Linked DNA regions of Homo sapiens: region 2 is linked to region 1. A link is a loop called in an ENCODE intact Hi-C map of the cell type or tissue named here. Cell type or tissue: PC-9. All regions are shown on one strand.

Region 1 (8,000 bases):
CCGTTAATCCTCCATGACCAGCCTCAAAGTCGGGGTAGGCAAGTCCAGGTGGAGGAATCTCACTAACAATGGCATGGGGTCTACAAAGTTCTCAAGGGTGAAGAGGGCCAGAGCACTTCCCATTCAAAAATGCTGCACCAGGCCAGGCACAGTGGCTCACGCCTGGAATCTCAGTACTTTGGGAGGCTGAGGCAGGCAGATCCCTCTAGCCCAGGAGTTCAACACCAGCCTGGGCAACATGACAAGACCCTGTCTTTACAAAAATATATATATACAAAAATCAGCTGGGTGTGGTGGCACATGCCTGTAGTCCCAGCTACTCGGGAGGTTGAGGTGGGAGGATCGCTTGAGCCTGGGAGGTCGAGGCTGCAGTGAGCTGCAAGTGTGCCACTGTACTCCAGCCTGGGTGACAGAGTGAGACCCTGTCTCAAAACAAAACAAAACAAAGCAACAAACAAAAAAGCTGCACCATAGCTAGAGGACGGGAGGATGAGCAAAAGACAAGTAAACACCACATCAGAAGAGGAACCTCCCAGTGACCCCTGGGAAACAGAGTAAAGGAGAAATCAGATACATAGTAGTTCATATTTAAAACCAGGAAAGATAACATGGCTCCTTAGGGGAGGAGGCTTAAAGTAGATATGAAAGAGATTGGAGCAGAGATATAAGATTACATCCCAAAGAGGGGGAAGGTGAGCGAGAAGAGCTCAGGAAAGGAAAAGAAGAGAGGGGCTGGGGGAATGGCTCATGCCTGCAATCCCAGTACTTGGGAGGCCAGAGGCAGGAGGACTGCTTGAGGCCAGGAGTTGAAAACCAGCCTGGACAACATAGACCCCATCTCTTTAAAAAAAAAAAAAAAAGGCTGCTGATCATAGGATGCACACCTGTGGTGGCAGCTACTCAAGAGGCTGAGGTGGGAGGATGGCTTGAGCCTGAGAGCTCGAGGCTGCAGTGAGCTATAATTGTGTCACTGCACTCCAGCCTGGGGTAGAGTGAATACCCTTTCTCTTTTTTTTTTTTTTTTAATTTAACCAAAGAAGTGAATCAAAATGAAGAACTCTAGAATAGAGAAGCTTGACAAAATACTATAGTCTGGTGGTGACTCACACATGTAATCCCACCACTTTGGGAGGCTGAGACAGGTGGATCACTTGAGCCTAGGAGTTTGAGACCAGCCTGGACAACACGGCGAAACCACGTCTCTACCAAAAATGCAAAAATCAGCTGGGCATGGTGGTGCGCCTGTAGTCCCAGCTGCTAGGGAGGCTGAGGTGAGAGGATCCATTAAGCCCAGGGAGGTCAAGGCTGTAGTGAGCCACTGCACTCCAGCCTGGTGACAGAGACTCTGTCTCAAAACAAAGCAAAACAAAAGCCAACCAAATAAAAAAAGCAAAAAAACTCCTGTGATATGTAGTAAATAATTTCACCTTGTCCAAAAAGAGGTCTGGCTTTTGCTTTCAGCTTGTGGGAGGGAATCCCTAAGCTCTAAGACTATCAGGCCTGATAGGAGTGTCTTTGTTTGCTGTGGGTCACATTGAATAGCTAACAATGTGATTGCGGGTAGGGACTGGTCAAACCGGAAAGTCCAACAATGTAAGGTGGTGGCTTTGAGTCACTCCCAGAGGGGCTGCAGGCTAGAGATGGAGACCAGCCTGTGCACCATCTGCCATGCTTACTCAATGAGGCCCAAGAAAAACTCTGGACACTGAGGCTCATGTGAGCCTCCCTGGTTGCCAGCACTCCTATGTTCTGCTACACATGGATGCTGGGAACAGGAGGCTGACCCAACAGGGAGGACCACAGCAGCTGTGCATGGGGTAGTCCCCAGACACCCCCTGTGGGCATCCTCCCTTGGCTGATGCTCATCTGCACCCAGAAGTATAAGATGAGTCTTGCTGGGTGTGGCGGCTCACACCTGTAATCCCAGCACTTTGGGAAGCTGAGGTGGGTGGATCGTGAGGTCAGGAGTTCGAGACCAGCCTGGCCAATATGGTGAAACCCTGTCTCTACTAAAAATACAAAAATTAGCTGGGTGTGGTGGCATGCACCTGTAGTCCCAGCTACTTGGGAGGCTGAGGCAGAAGAATCACTTGAACCCAGGAGGCAGAGAGGTTACAGTGAGCCGAGATCGCACCACTGCACTCTAGCCTGGGTGACAGAGCGAGACTCCATCTCAAAAAAAAAAAAAAAAAGGATGAGTCTAACAGCTTCCAGTTAGCTCTGTGAGTCTTTCTAGCAAGTTATCAAAACTGAGAGTGGTTGGGGGAACTAGTCTTTCCAACTTTGCAATTGGTATCAGAAGAGGTGGTCTTGGGAACCCCTAAAACTTGTAATTGGTGTTGGAAGTGAGCACGGTTTTCTGTGTGGGCTGTGTTCCCTCCAACTTCACAGTTGGTTAAACTCTTCACATGTGGCAAACATCTGAATATTTAAATATAAAATTAGGACTTCCACTTCTAGGCTAGATGTTCTGGGGAAAAAATAAACTCCACTACAAATACCTAGACCTGTTGATTGAAACTAAACAAACATCTTTTAAATGACTACCTGATTGTATAAGAAAGTAAGGAAACTCACAAAGGCCAAAACCGAAGAAGAGGCTGAAACCAGAATGAGAAATGACCCCTGATGCTGTGGGCTGCCCTAGAAGCACCTGGAAATATCTGAAACCTATAGTCACTGGTTTTAACAGCCATACAAAAGAGAGAAGGCAGGGCCCTGGGCCCATGCAGGCAAGATGGAGTGTCAGGACTTAGACTCTTGGAAAAGCTAGAATCCTTGAAGAGCTAACTCTTGGTAAAAAGGTGACATAGAAAAAGAAGCTAACAAGAAAGTGTGTCTATCCTGGCTTCAGCTTTGGGTTAAAAAAAGAGAAAGAGAGAAGGAGGAGGAGGAGGAGAAGGGGGAAGAGAAGGAAGAGGAAAAAGAAGAGAGATATTTCACTCTTCCTTCCCCCTGAAAATGTAAAGGCCATCCTCACGTGGATTTCGGGTCTGGATTTACACTCCCTGAAGAATATCCAAGCTGAGAAATATTTTAATATGTTTCCAAGATGGAAACAAGCACTCCAGGCCTCCTGACAGATCTCTCCAGAGGACTAACCCTCAGCCTAGGCCTGTCAGGATTCCCACAGACTGAGATCTGCAAAACATGAGTTCACCATAAAAATTGAGCCTGCACAAGAGAAACAATCCATCATGAGCAAGTGTCAGCAGGAGCAGCAGATGTCAGAATTAGACCACCAAAGATGTCACATTATGGGATTATCAGGAACAGGATTCAAAGTCATGTTTTCAATGTTTATGGGAGTAAAAGGGGAAATTAAACACACATGCAGGGAACATAAAAGTATCCAAGATGACCTAACAGATTTGACACCAAATACATCTCAAAATGAAATATATAATTATTAAACTTTTTTAAAGTAAAAAATGGCATAAACATCAGATTAGGCACATTTGCAAAGGAATTCATAAATTGAAAAAAAAAAGTTGAGAGAATCATCCATAAATGTAGCTCAGAAAGATAAAGAGATGGGAAATGAGTCAGAATTCCTCTCCTGCCCTTCTGGAGAAGAGCCGTGAGCTGGATCATGTCCCGCAGGCAGATATGGATGGAAGAACAGACACTGAGCTGGAGGAGGCAAGAGTGCTCCCTCTGCCCAAATGATGCCTCCCTCTGCCCAGCCCGTATCCTTGAGAGGGAATAGGGGATAATGGGGTTGGGGTGGGGGGCACAAGGCTGTTCTCTGGGATTTCAATATCATGCTTCCCCTTAAAATTCTCAGAATGGGCCAGGCACAGTGGCTCACACCTGTAATCTCAGCACTTTCAGAGGCCAAGTTGGGCGGATCACGAGGTCAGGAGTTTGAGACAAGCCTGACCAACATGGTGAAACCCCGTCTCTACTAAAAATACAAAAATAAGCAGGGGGTGGTGGCGCGTGCCTATAATCTCAGCTACTCAGGAGGCTGAGACAGGAGAATCGCTTGAACCCGGGAGGTAGAGGTTGCAGTGAGCCGAGATCGCACCACTGCACTCCAGCCTGGGCGACAGAGCAAGACTCCGTCTAAAAAAAAAAAAAAAATTCTCAGAACGTCCATCAGCCAGGAATTTTCCTCACCCTAAGCCTTTTGGGAAGAGATTCTGTTTCCAGTTTGTTCCCTGTGGGCAAAGCCTTTCCCCCTCTTGGATTCATCTGTGCAATAGCTGGATCTCTAAGGCCACTGCCAACTCTAATATTCTATTCTGTTATGACATCCTGCGGTGACAGGTACGATATGTGCCCCACTGACTCACCTCTATACTCAGGGCAAGTCAGAGATCCCGGGATGCTTAGGAAGAGCCCTGCCTGTCCAAAACACAGTTTCAGTGCACAGCCTGAAACTCCACAATTACAGAGTCATTTATCTGGAGGTAAACATCATCCTAATTAGATTCCAAATTGTTTTTTTCTCAGAGGGGCTGGGTAAAGGATAAAATTAAAGTCATCATCAGTCACAACACCTCCATGTGAGTTATTTTAACAGTCTTTTCAAAAACAAAGTCACAGCATGCGAGATGGATTTGACAGGAGGAGCAGAGGGGAAATGTGGTAGGTCAGTCACACCCCCAGGGACTGGGCCCTAGTCCCGAGCGTAGGAGAGGCGGAGCTGGAAGGTGAACCTTCCACAGCCTCGACCGTCCGTCCTCCCTCCAGCCTCTCCACAATTCAACACCTGCTGGCCAGCAGGCGGCAGTGCACGGACGAAAATGCGCATCTCTGCTGGATTTCCCAGGAGCTCCTGGAGTTCAAATGGCTTCTTTTTCTGGTAGCCTCAGTGCTCAGTGTGGAGAGGCAGGCTGCAGACAGCAGGGACAGTGGGATGTGGGATGCACTGCCCAAGCCTTTGTAAGTCCGACCCTGGTGGTGGCCCCAGAAGCCAGGCTGCTGGACTGGGAGGGCTGCCTGGAAGATGGGGCACCTTCAAGGCTTGTCCTGCCTGACTAAGGGTGAGGGGACATTTGAGGATGAAATGAGACGTCTGGAAGTGTCCCTAACCTTCCTGGGGCTGCCCCCCGTGAAGGTCAATGCTCGATGCGGGGGCTGGAGGGGGCAGACAGCTTCATGTGTCAGAGACCCTGGAGTGCAGGTGTAGCCCCTGAGCTCTGTCTGGGCACAGTGGCATGCTCATTGAGTGGAGAGGTGGCGTGGGTCCAGCTCAGCCTGGGGAACCAGTCTGAGGCCGGGTGACAGAGCCCTTCACTCTCTAAGCCTTGCTTCTCAGACCTGTTGAATGGCTGTGAGCACTCCCGGGGGGCTGATCCCCAGCCACTGTACTCTGCAGAGGTGAGCTTGAAATTCAGAGGGGCAAGGCTGCATGCATCCCATTCCAGAGTCCTCCCATCCTATTTGAAGTCCTCTCATCCCTTCCTATTTGGGGGGCTTGTTAATGCTTCCAGGGTGCTGCAGGGCAATGGGTAGCCTGGCTCTGTACCAACACACGCAACAGCGCCCTGACTCAATGCCCCTTCCCTTGCCTTCATCTGGCCCAGGTAACCCTCTTGGGCGAGGGAGAAAAGTGAGCTGCTCAAAGAAGATACTTCCATCAGATACAGGCAAGCAGACACTTTCTATTTCTGCAGGAATGGGACTCCATCGATTCAGGAAGCCCACAGAGGCCAAGCCCACGGACTGCACATGCAACCCTCTGACTCCATCGCAGGGGTGAGGGACGTGCTCCCCCACATTGCCTTCCTATGGATTCCCCATGCCCACCCTGCTGCAAGGAATGATGCGGCAACACTGTGATCTACCGCAGTGTCTGCCAAACTCTCAGCTCACGGGGATCTCTGGGCGCTTGTTAACATTCACATTCTCATTCCAGGGGAGAGCTGGGAACCAGTGTCTGGCAAGCACCCTACATGACTCTTACACTTAGGTCAGTTTGGGGCCATGTCCACCTAGAAGATGAAGGAAGAGAGGGAGCCTAGAGCCGTGAGGATTTTATTTCCACATAACCTAACCAGAGGCTGCCAATGGAGACTCAGAGCCAGCCCAGGAAGGAAGGAGGTAGGTCTTGGTGGACAACGAGCCAGTCTCAGTCCCACAGCCCCTGCCTGAACGGGCACGCTCTCTCCCTGCCTCTTCCCACGACCTGAGAGACCAAGCTTGCCAAGCTCCAAGGACTCTGATGGGCCCTATGGTCAGGTTGCTTGCCTGAGGCCTTTTTTCCTAACCCACAGGGTGATTGTGGTAGGAAGAATAATGGCCCCCAAAGCTATCCCTGTCAGAATCCCTAGGTCCTGGCATATGTTACTTTGCAGGGCAAAAGGGACTTTGCAGGTGTGATTAGATTAAGGACCTGGGGATGGGGGGGTTATCCTGGATTGTTCAAGTGGGCCCAATCTAATCACAAGAGTCCTTATAAGAGGGAGGCAGGAGGGTCAGAGAAGGAGTTGAGGACATCACGCTGCTGGATTTGAAGATGGAGGAAGGAGCTGTGAGCCAAGGGATATGGCCTTTCTTGCCCCCTAGAAGCCGGCACAGCCAGAGCCAAGGAAATGCATTGTCCCCCAGAGCCTTCAGGAGGAACCAGCTCTGCCAACACCTTTGTTAGGGAAGCAGAAGCATAGGAGAGCCAGAGTGCCACCATTTTAAAATCAACTCCATCTTGGCTGGGTGCAGTGGCTCACGCCTGTAATCCCAGCACTTTGGGAGGCTGGGGTGGGTGGATCATTTGAGGTCAGGAGTTCAAGACCAGCCTGGTCAACATGGTGAAACTCCCTCCCTACTAAAAGTACAAAAATTAGTCGGGTGGTGGTGGCGTGCGCCTGTAATCCCAGCTACTCTGGAGGCTGAGGCGGGAAAATCGCTTGAGCCTGGGAGATGGAGGTTGCAGTGAGCCGAGATTGCGCCACTGCTCTCCAGTTGGGGCGACAGAGTGAGACCCTGTCTCAAAAATAAATACATATAAATAAAATCAACTCCATGTTAAAACTAGCAAGGCACATTCCTTGCCAGCCACTACCCATGGTCCTAAGATGTTTACATTTAAGGAAGCAGTTTGGTAATGCCTGTAAGGACACACTCCTCCAACAACAGAAAGTCCAGATGTCCCAATACCCTTAACAGTATAGGTTTTCAAAATAATTATAATTATGCTCTCATGTGCTGATGTAGGAACATGTCAAGGATAGCTTCCTTTAAATCAGTAGAGTAATAAACGTCATGCTGTCAGCCCACTGGCAGTTAGGCACAGCTTTGGTTTAGTCTTTACAGAGACAAGATCCCTATATAAGAAAAACTTAAAGCAAAGATGGTGCGTGCCTCTGCTTGCTTCCTGAGGGCACTCTACTTTGTAATGGAGCAGTTTCTAATAAACTTGCTTCTTTCCCTGCACTTTTCCACTCACCTTGAATTCCTTTCCTGCACAAAATCCAGGAACCCTCTCTTGGGGTCTGGATGGAGACCCCTTTTTCCAGTAACACCTTGATTTCATCCCATTCAGACTTCTGACCCAAAGAACTGTACGATAATAAATGTGTGTGGTTTAAAGCTAGTGAGTTGGTGGTGATGTGTCAAATCAACAACCGGAAACTCATATGGTGACTTGGTTGGAAAAAGTTGCTCTCGTTATCGTCCCTGCCGAGTATGTGAACACTGGGAGGCAGCAACAATAGCAGCCGCTTAGAAGCCACAGGTCCCCCTAGCTCACACCCTTCTCCCTGTGTGACTTCAAGCAAGTCCTTCTCCTCTCTGAACCTCCATTTCCCCATCTGTAAAATGGAGATGGTCACTGCATCCACATGACACCCTGTGTCTGGGAATTAAGTGGTTTGCCCAGAGAACTTCTTTCACCTGAAACTCATTTTTCACCCACCTGAGACCCAAAGTGCCCTGAAGAGAGACATAAGGAAGACAGGGCTTCCTAAGACCTCAGACCCAGCACACAGCCTCGGTCCCAACCTTGCCCAGGGGTGCACTAGGGGCATGTTGATGGAGCTGCCCTTGGATTTCCT
Region 2 (8,000 bases), 230 kb after region 1:
AAAAGAAAATGTTATTAAGAAAATCACAAGAAGGAGGAAATATATTTATTATTCAGTCTGTGGAAGTGGATCATCATAAAGGTTTTCATCCTTGTCATCTTCATGTTGAATAGGCTCAGGAGGAGGAAGAGGAGGGTTTGGCAGAGGTGGAAGAAAATCCACGCGTAGCTGTTCCCATGCAGCTTGAAACCGTGTTGTTCAAGGATCAAGTATAATTGCCTAATCCAGCCTTTTAAGATCTCAGGCCAAAAATGTTGGAATCAACCTCAGCTCTTTTTTTTCTCTCGCTCTATATTCAATCCATCAGCAAAATCTGCAGGATCTATTTCAAAAACATATTGAGGCTGAGCATGGTGGCTCATGCCCGTAATTCCAACACTTTGGGAGGCTGAGGCAGGAGGATTGATTGAGCCCAGGAGTTCGAGACCAGCCCGGGCAACACAGTGAGACCCCATCTCTACAATAAATAAAATAACTAGGTGGGCGTGGTGGTGTGTGCCTGTAATTCTAGCTACTCCGGAGTCTGAGGTGGGAGGATCCCTTGAATCTGGGAGGTTGAAGCTGCAATGAGCCATGTTTGCACCAGTGCACTACAGCCTGGGTGACAGAATGAGACCCTCTCGAAAAAAAAAAAAGAAGAACAAAGAAAAGAAAAAAAAAGCCTGTGGTGACATGGACAACACTGCCTGAAAGGGGCCCTGTGTTTGGCAGGGAGGGAGGGATCATGGGTGGCAGAGGCCATGTAGCAGCTCCTCCAGAGGCAAGTCCATGAGACTTCTGGTGACATTGTCTGAGCCTGGGGTCTCTGGGACTGAATGAGATGTGGCAGCCCAGCTAAGCTCCTACTTGATTTATGCAACCAAAAAGCTCCAGGTGTTGAGGACGGATATGTATGTGACCTGAGAAGGCACAATACAGAGTCCCTGCCCCTCACCCAATTCCCAGAGCTCAGTCTCCAGCCTGGGTTCCCAGGAGTGCAGGGGAGGCTGGAAGTCTTGAGAAAAACCCCATGCTATCATCACGAGGATGGACTCTCAGTCGTCACCTGGGCCTTCCCTAAAGGTGCATGTGGATGTTTACCAGAGTAACTGTGCACTGGACACAATCTTTTTTAAAAATTATTTTGTTTGTTTTTGTTTTGAGACAGGGTCTTATTACTCTGTCACCCAGCCTGGAGGGCAGTGGTGTGATCATGGCTCACTGCAGCCTCCACCTCCTGGGATCAAGCAGTCCTCTCACCTCAGCCTCTTGCACACCACTACCCCTGGCTAATTGCTTATTTTTTATTTGTGTAGAGATAGGGTCTTTCTCTGTTACCCAGGCTGGTCCCAAACTCCTGGATGCCAGCCATTCTCCCACCTTGGCCTCCCAAAGTGCTAGGTGGCGTGAGCTACTGCACCTGGTCTGGACACGATCTGAGCTCATGCAAATTCCTAGGAAGAAAAAAAGAATTGTTACTGCAGTCCATTTGTCAAATGGGTGTTTTGGGCATCAGGTGATAATAGGTGGACTTTGGGCCCAGGGGCATCTTGTGTGACCGGTAGGTCTGTAAACACATCCTGTGGCTGCTGTGCCTTAACAACTTTCAGAATCTTGGCTGGGGCTCTTTGACCCAGGAGAGAGTGCTGTTACTGTTGGAAGAGCTAAACAGAGACCTCTGGGTTCCTCCTGTCTATGAAAATAGTTTATTAAAAGCTGCACCACATCCCTGTTTGAATTTCAAAGATTAATACCACCATCAAAGACTTCAAAGATGCAGAGGTCATCCGTACTGTGGCCTCGCGGACTTCACATATTTAGCCTGTAGACAAGACAGCTGATCCTTGGGTACTGGGAAATTTAATAAGGTGGTGACTTCAAATGCAGCTCTTCCATAGACCCTCTCCTTACTGATACAAATCATAGACCCTGGTACCTGGCATTCAGCTATTGATCTGAATAGAAACAGGAAACACTAGGAATTTTATTTTTATTTTTTGAGACAGGGTCTTGCTCTGTCATCCAGATTGGAGTGCAGTGGCACTATCACGGCTCACAGCAGCCTCTACCTCCCAGGCTCAATCAATCCTCCCACCTCATTCTCCCAAGTAGCTGAGATTACAGACATGCACCACCACACCCAGCTAATTTTTGTATTTTTTTGTAGAGATGGGGTTTCACTATATTGCCCAGGCCGGTCTCAAACTCCTGGACTCAAGCTATTCACCTGCCTCGGCCTCCCAAAATGCTGGGATTACAGGTGCGAGCCTCTGCACCTGGCTAGGAGTTTTCTTTTAAATTGATACATAATTTATATACCATACTCGTTACCCTTTTAAAGTATACAATTCAGTGATTTTCAGTGTATTCTCAAAGTTGTGCAACTATCACTATGCTTTCTTTGGAACATTTTTATGACCCCAAAAAGATCCAGAAGTTTACTGGTACCTGACAAGGAACTAAACACTCCTTTGGTACCTTGCCTTGGAACGATGTCACCTCTCTGGTTCTGGGCCACGACATAGAGAACTGTGCCACCTCATTGTCCACTCAGACATCTTACAGGATGCGCTTATACCTCAATGCATCCCGTGGTGCTCAATGTGTCTGTGGTGGCTTTGGAGCAAAGCCATACCCTCTTCTTCTTCTTTTTTTTTTTTTTTTGATATGGAGTCTCACTGTGTCACCCAGGCTGGAGTGCAATGGCACGATCTTGGCTCATTGCAACCTCCACCTCCTGGTTCAAGCGATTCTCCTGCCTCAGCCTCCCGAGTAGCTGAGACTGCAGGTGTGTGCCACCACGCCCAGCTAATTTTTTGTATCTTTAGTAGAGATGGGGTTTCACCATGTTAGCCAGGATGGTCTTGAACTCCTGACCTCATGATCCACCTGCCTCAGTCTCCCAAAGTGCTGAGATTACAGGCATGAGCCACCGTGCCTGGCCAGCCATACCCTCTTTTGTGAGTAACCAGTCTCCCGAGAAACAGCTTTCATTGTGGTTGAGAGTGAATATCCATGAGATACTAGATTACTGTGAACATGGAACTGAACAGCCCAACGTGCACTGAATGTCGTCTGATCTGCCAAGCCATGGAGTCTTGTATGCCAGCAGCACCCCACCCTCGAATGGATGGGAGCAGGCTCGTGCAAGTCCTGCAGGCACAAGCAAGTTGCACGAGCAGGTTGTCACCCACCCAGTATGCCTACTCCTGTCACCCTTCCTCCCCACAAACACCCCACGAGCAGTTGACAGGGGAGGAAAGCAAGGAAGTCTGGTGTCTGATGGCTCTGAACAATATGCTGGCACCAGCAGAAGATGGATTTCTGGGCCGGGCGCAGTGGCTCACGTCTGTAATCCCAGCACTCTGGGAGGCTGAGGCAGGTGGATTGATTACATGAGTCCAGGAGTCTGAGACCAGCCTGGGCATGACTCTACTACAAATACAAAAAGAAATAGCTGGGCATAGTGGCACACACTTGTAATCCCAGCTACTTGGTAGGTTGAGGTGGGAGAATCACCTGAGCCCAGGAGGTCAAGGCTGCAGTGAGCCGAGATCATGCCACTGCACTCCATACCCTGGGCAACCAGAATGAGACCCTGTCTCAAAAAAAAGAAAGAAAGAAAGTGCCGAGCTCAGTGGCTCATGCTTGTAATCCCAGTACTTTGGGAGGCCGAGGTGGGCACATCACTTGAGGTCTGGAGTTTGAGATCAGCCTGGCTAACATGGTGAAACCCCATCTCTACTAAAAATACAAAAATTAGCCGGATGTGGTGGCACGTGCCTGTAATCCCAGCTACTTGGGAGGCTGAGACAGGAGAATCACTTGAACCCAGGAGGCAGAGGTTGCAGTGAGCAGAGATAGCACCACTGCACTCCAGCCTGAGTGACAGAGACAGACTCTGTCTCAAAAAAAAAAAAAAAAAAGAAAGAAGATGAACTTCTGCGGAGCTCAGCCCTACTCAGTGGGACTCTGAGGACAGTGGAGACGGGAAATCCTCCCCAAAGCCCAGAACCTCAAGGATTACATCACGTATGATCCTCTTGTCCAGGAGAGACGATATGAGGTGTGGACCTCTCTAATTTGTGTGTGGTAGCTAACGGTCAGTGGTCAGGAATTTGGAAAAAGCAAGACGGGCAAAGACTGGTAACAAGAGGGTTAAAGAAAGAAATAGAATGAACCCACAATGTGAGGATATTTGTGTCTTTTGTGAATGTTCCCCAAAGGGTGCCCATTGCAGAGGAGGTTTTAAATAATCTCTTTCCCTAACCAGTACTTACTCATCGACAGAGTGGAACAGTGGCAGGGGATGGAGGTTATATATTGGTTCAACAGCATGGAATTGACCATTCCAGAGCCAATTTAGCTATGGCCACTACAGAGTGCCCAAGCGACCTACTGCAGAAATCAACCCTAAGCCTTCAAAATGGCATCATACCCTGGGGGACCAGTCTGCCACCTGCTGGGGGTTGATTGTACTGGGTCCCCTCCGTTATCAAGGGGCAGTGATTTTTTTCTTATTGAAGTAGGGATTAATTCTGCAAGTGAGGCCGGGTGCGGTGGCTCACACCTGTAATCCCAGCACTTTGGGAGGCCCCGGTTGGCAGATCACCTGAGGTCAGGAGTTCGAGACCAGCCTGGCTAACATGGTGAAACCCCGTCTCTACTAAAAATACAAGTTAGCAACTAAGTTAAAAAAATGTAAAATAATAACTTAGGTTAGATCACTCCCTAATTCTACTCAGGGTAAATAGGCAGAATTCAATGTGGGTCCCATGATTCTTGCCCCACTGGCCAGATGGCTGTAGAATGTCCTTCCCTTGCCTGTGGGCAGGCCTGACCTGATCACATGAGCCCTTTACCTCCGGGTCTAGAGGTCAGGGATGAAGTCAGAGAGAGATGAAGCTGCAGCAGATGCTTTTCTGTTGGCCTTAAAGAGTGCTGTGGTCTGACTGTGTCTCCCAAAATTCCTGTGTTGAAATCCTTACCCCTGAGGTAATGGTATCTGGAGGTGGGGCTTTGTGGAGGTGATGAGGTCATGACAGTGGAAGCCTCGTGAATGGGACTGGTGCCCTTAGAAGAAGCCCAAGAAAGAGCTCTCACCCCTCCCACCAAGGAGAACACAGGGAGAAGGCACTGTCCTTAAGGAACAGGCCCTCATCAGACACCGAATCTGCTGGCGCTGTGATCTTGTACTTCCAGGCTCCAGAACGGTGAGAAATCAATTCCTGTTGTTGACAAGCCCCCAGGTTATGGTACTCTATGATATTATAGCAGCCGGCATGGACCAAGAGGAGGAGGCAAACTACCACGTGTGGAGAGGGCCACAAGGCAGAAGAGAGTGGCAGGAAAGGCCGCCCCTAGGAGGTAAGGGCATCTCCTGGCTGATGGCTGGCAAGAATCCAGGGACGTTAGTTCTACAACCACAAAGAACTGAGTTCTGCTAACAACCACGTGAGCCTGCAAGAGGACCCTAAGCTCCAGAAAGGAACTCAGCTCAGCCAACTTACCTTCTTTCTTTCTTTCTTTCTTTCCTTCTTTCTTTTTTTTTTTTGACAGAGTTTCACTCTTTCACCCAGGCTGGAGTGCAGTGGCGCAATCTCGGCTCACTGCAACCCCTGTCCCTTGGGTTCAAGCGATTCTCCTGCCTCAGCCTCCCAAGTACCTGGGATTATAGGCACCCACCACCATGCCCAGCTAATTTTTGTATTTTTAGTAGAGACAGTGTTTCACCATGTTGGCCAGGCTGGTCTCGAACTCCTGACCTCAGGTGATCCTCATGCCTTGGCCTCCCAAAGTGCTAGGATTACAGGTGTGAGCCACCACGCCCAGCCTCAGTAAACATCTTGATTTCAGTCTTAGAAGACTTTGAGCAGAGGAGTCAGTCAGAGAACCCAAGATTGGACTCCTGACTATGGAAACTATGAAATCATACATTTGTGTTTTTTGAGCTGCTAATTTTATGGTAAATTTTTATGCAGCAATAGAAATGATTACAGAATGCACAGAAACATGTTTATATATTTTCTTTCATATATGCACATATATAAAATAAAATTGGGGGAGCTGGGTGCAGTGGCTCACACCTGTAATCCCAGGATTTTGCGAGGTTGAGGTGGGCAGATTGCTTGAGCCCAGGAGTTCAAGACCAGCCTGGGCAACGTAGTGAAACCCCGTCTCCACTAAAAATACAAAGATTAGTCGGTTATGGTGACACCTGCCTGTAGTCCTAGTTATTCCGGAGGCTGAAGTGGGAGGATTACTTGAGTCTGGGAGGCGGAGGCTGCAGTGAGTCAAGGTTGCACCACTGCACTCCAGCCTGGGCAACAGAGCAAGACCCTGTGTCAAAAAAATAAAATTGGGTTTATATTATATATATACTTTTGCAAATGGCTTTTGTCTCTTAATACGTCATAAGCATTGATTACCATTTCGATAGTTTAGTTTTAAAAAATGAAACTTTTGTGTGTTTGTGCGTGCAATGGGGCATACTTGGGCTCTACAGTGAGGTCAGACCCTTCAAAACAGGAGAGTTCTCCTTTAGGAACTGGACTTTCATTTCCTTTTGGTGGGAACACAGCAACTATTTCAGTAAATGCCATCTCTTTCCTCAATAACACTGTAAACTCTTTGAGAGCAAGATTTATGCCTCCTATTCCTTTTTATTCTTCTTGGGAATTAATTCAGTGCTGAGCTCCCTTGATAAAGCTGTGGTATGTTGGTGGTGAGAAAAATGTCCTGTGGCCACTCCAGGTGCTAATCCTCTCGTTTCTGGCCCAGAATGGCCTGACCTTAAGAACCCTGTTGTATTAGTCTGTTCTCAAACTGCTATAAAGACGCTACCTAAGGCTGGGTAATTTATAAAGGAAAGAGCTTTGATCAACTCACAGTTCCATATGGCTGGGAAGGCCTCAGGAAACTTACAATCATGGCGGAAGGTGAAGGGGGAGCAAGGACCTTCTTCATGTGGTGGCAGGAGAGGAAAGTGTAAGCAGGGGAAATGGCAGATGCTTATAAAACCATCAGATCTTGGGTGGGCATGGCGGCTCATGCCTGTAATCCCAGCACTTTGGGAGCCCGAGGCGCGCGGATCACCTGAGGTTGGGAGTTTGAGACCTGAGGTCGGGACTCCATGACCAACATGGTGAAACCCCGTCTTTACTAAAAATACAAAATTAGCCTGGTGTGGTGGCACATGCCTGTAATCCCAGCTACTCGGGAGGCTGAGGCAGGAGAATCGCTTGAACCCAGGAGGCGGAGGTTGCAATGAGCCGAGATCACACCTCTGCACTCCAGCCTGGGCAACAAGAGTGAAACTCCGTCTCAAAAAAAACAAAAACAAAAACAGAAAACCATCAGATCTCGTGAAATTCACTCACTATTACGAGGACAGCATGGGGGAAACTGCCCCCATGATTCAAACACCTCCCTCCCTCGACACGTGGGGATTACAATTCAAAATGAAATTTGGGTGGGGACACAGAGCCAAACCATATCATCTGTTGGGGTTGTGTTAGTTTACTAGGGTTGCCATATCAAATGCCACAGACTGAGTGACTTAAAAAACGGAAATTTATTTTCTCAGAGTTCTAGAAGCTAGAGGTTTAAGATCAAGGTGTCAGCAAGGTTGGTTTCCTCTGAGGCCTCTCTCCTAGCCTTGTGGATGATTCTCTTCTTCTGTGTCCTCACATAACCTTTCCTTAATGCATGTGTGTCTTCGTCCATTTTATGTTTCTATAACAAAATAGCACAGACTGGGCAATTTACAATAAACAGAAATGTATTTGGCAAACAGTTCCGGAGCCTGGGCAGTTCAAGAGCATGGTGTCAGCATCTTGTGAGGGCTTTCATGCTGCATCATCCCACGGTCCAAGCCAGAAGGGCAAGAGCAAAAATCCACTCCTGGAGGCCTTTTCTTTTTTTTTTTTTTTCCCCAGACAGGGTCTCACTTTGTCACCCAAGCTGGAGTGCAGTGGCACAATCATGGGTCACTGCAGTCTCAACCTCCTGGACTCAAGCAG

The links. Peaks named below come from ENCODE experiments on the same cell type or tissue, not always from the same donor. Only the 100,000 strongest peaks of a DNase experiment are listed, where the experiment ranks them.
Region 2: a loop joins it to region 1, with 12 times the contacts of the local background. A loop is called at or near these places in 22 of 110 quality-filtered maps.

The regions. Positions count from the first base shown.
Region 1 is chr2:121,090,731-121,098,730 of GRCh38, forward strand. No RefSeq gene overlaps it. Among named protein-coding and RNA genes, the nearest start is that of TFCP2L1, 190 kb to the right of the region's middle. In PC-9, CTCF peaks have their summits at 4,741 (motif pointing right) and 4,945; DNase peaks (open chromatin) are centred at 1,581 and 4,731.
Region 2 is chr2:121,318,606-121,326,605 of GRCh38, forward strand. No RefSeq gene overlaps it. Among named protein-coding and RNA genes, the nearest start is that of TFCP2L1, 37 kb to the left of the region's middle. In PC-9, CTCF peaks have their summits at 4,455 (motif pointing left) and 4,655; no DNase peak of the experiment used is centred here.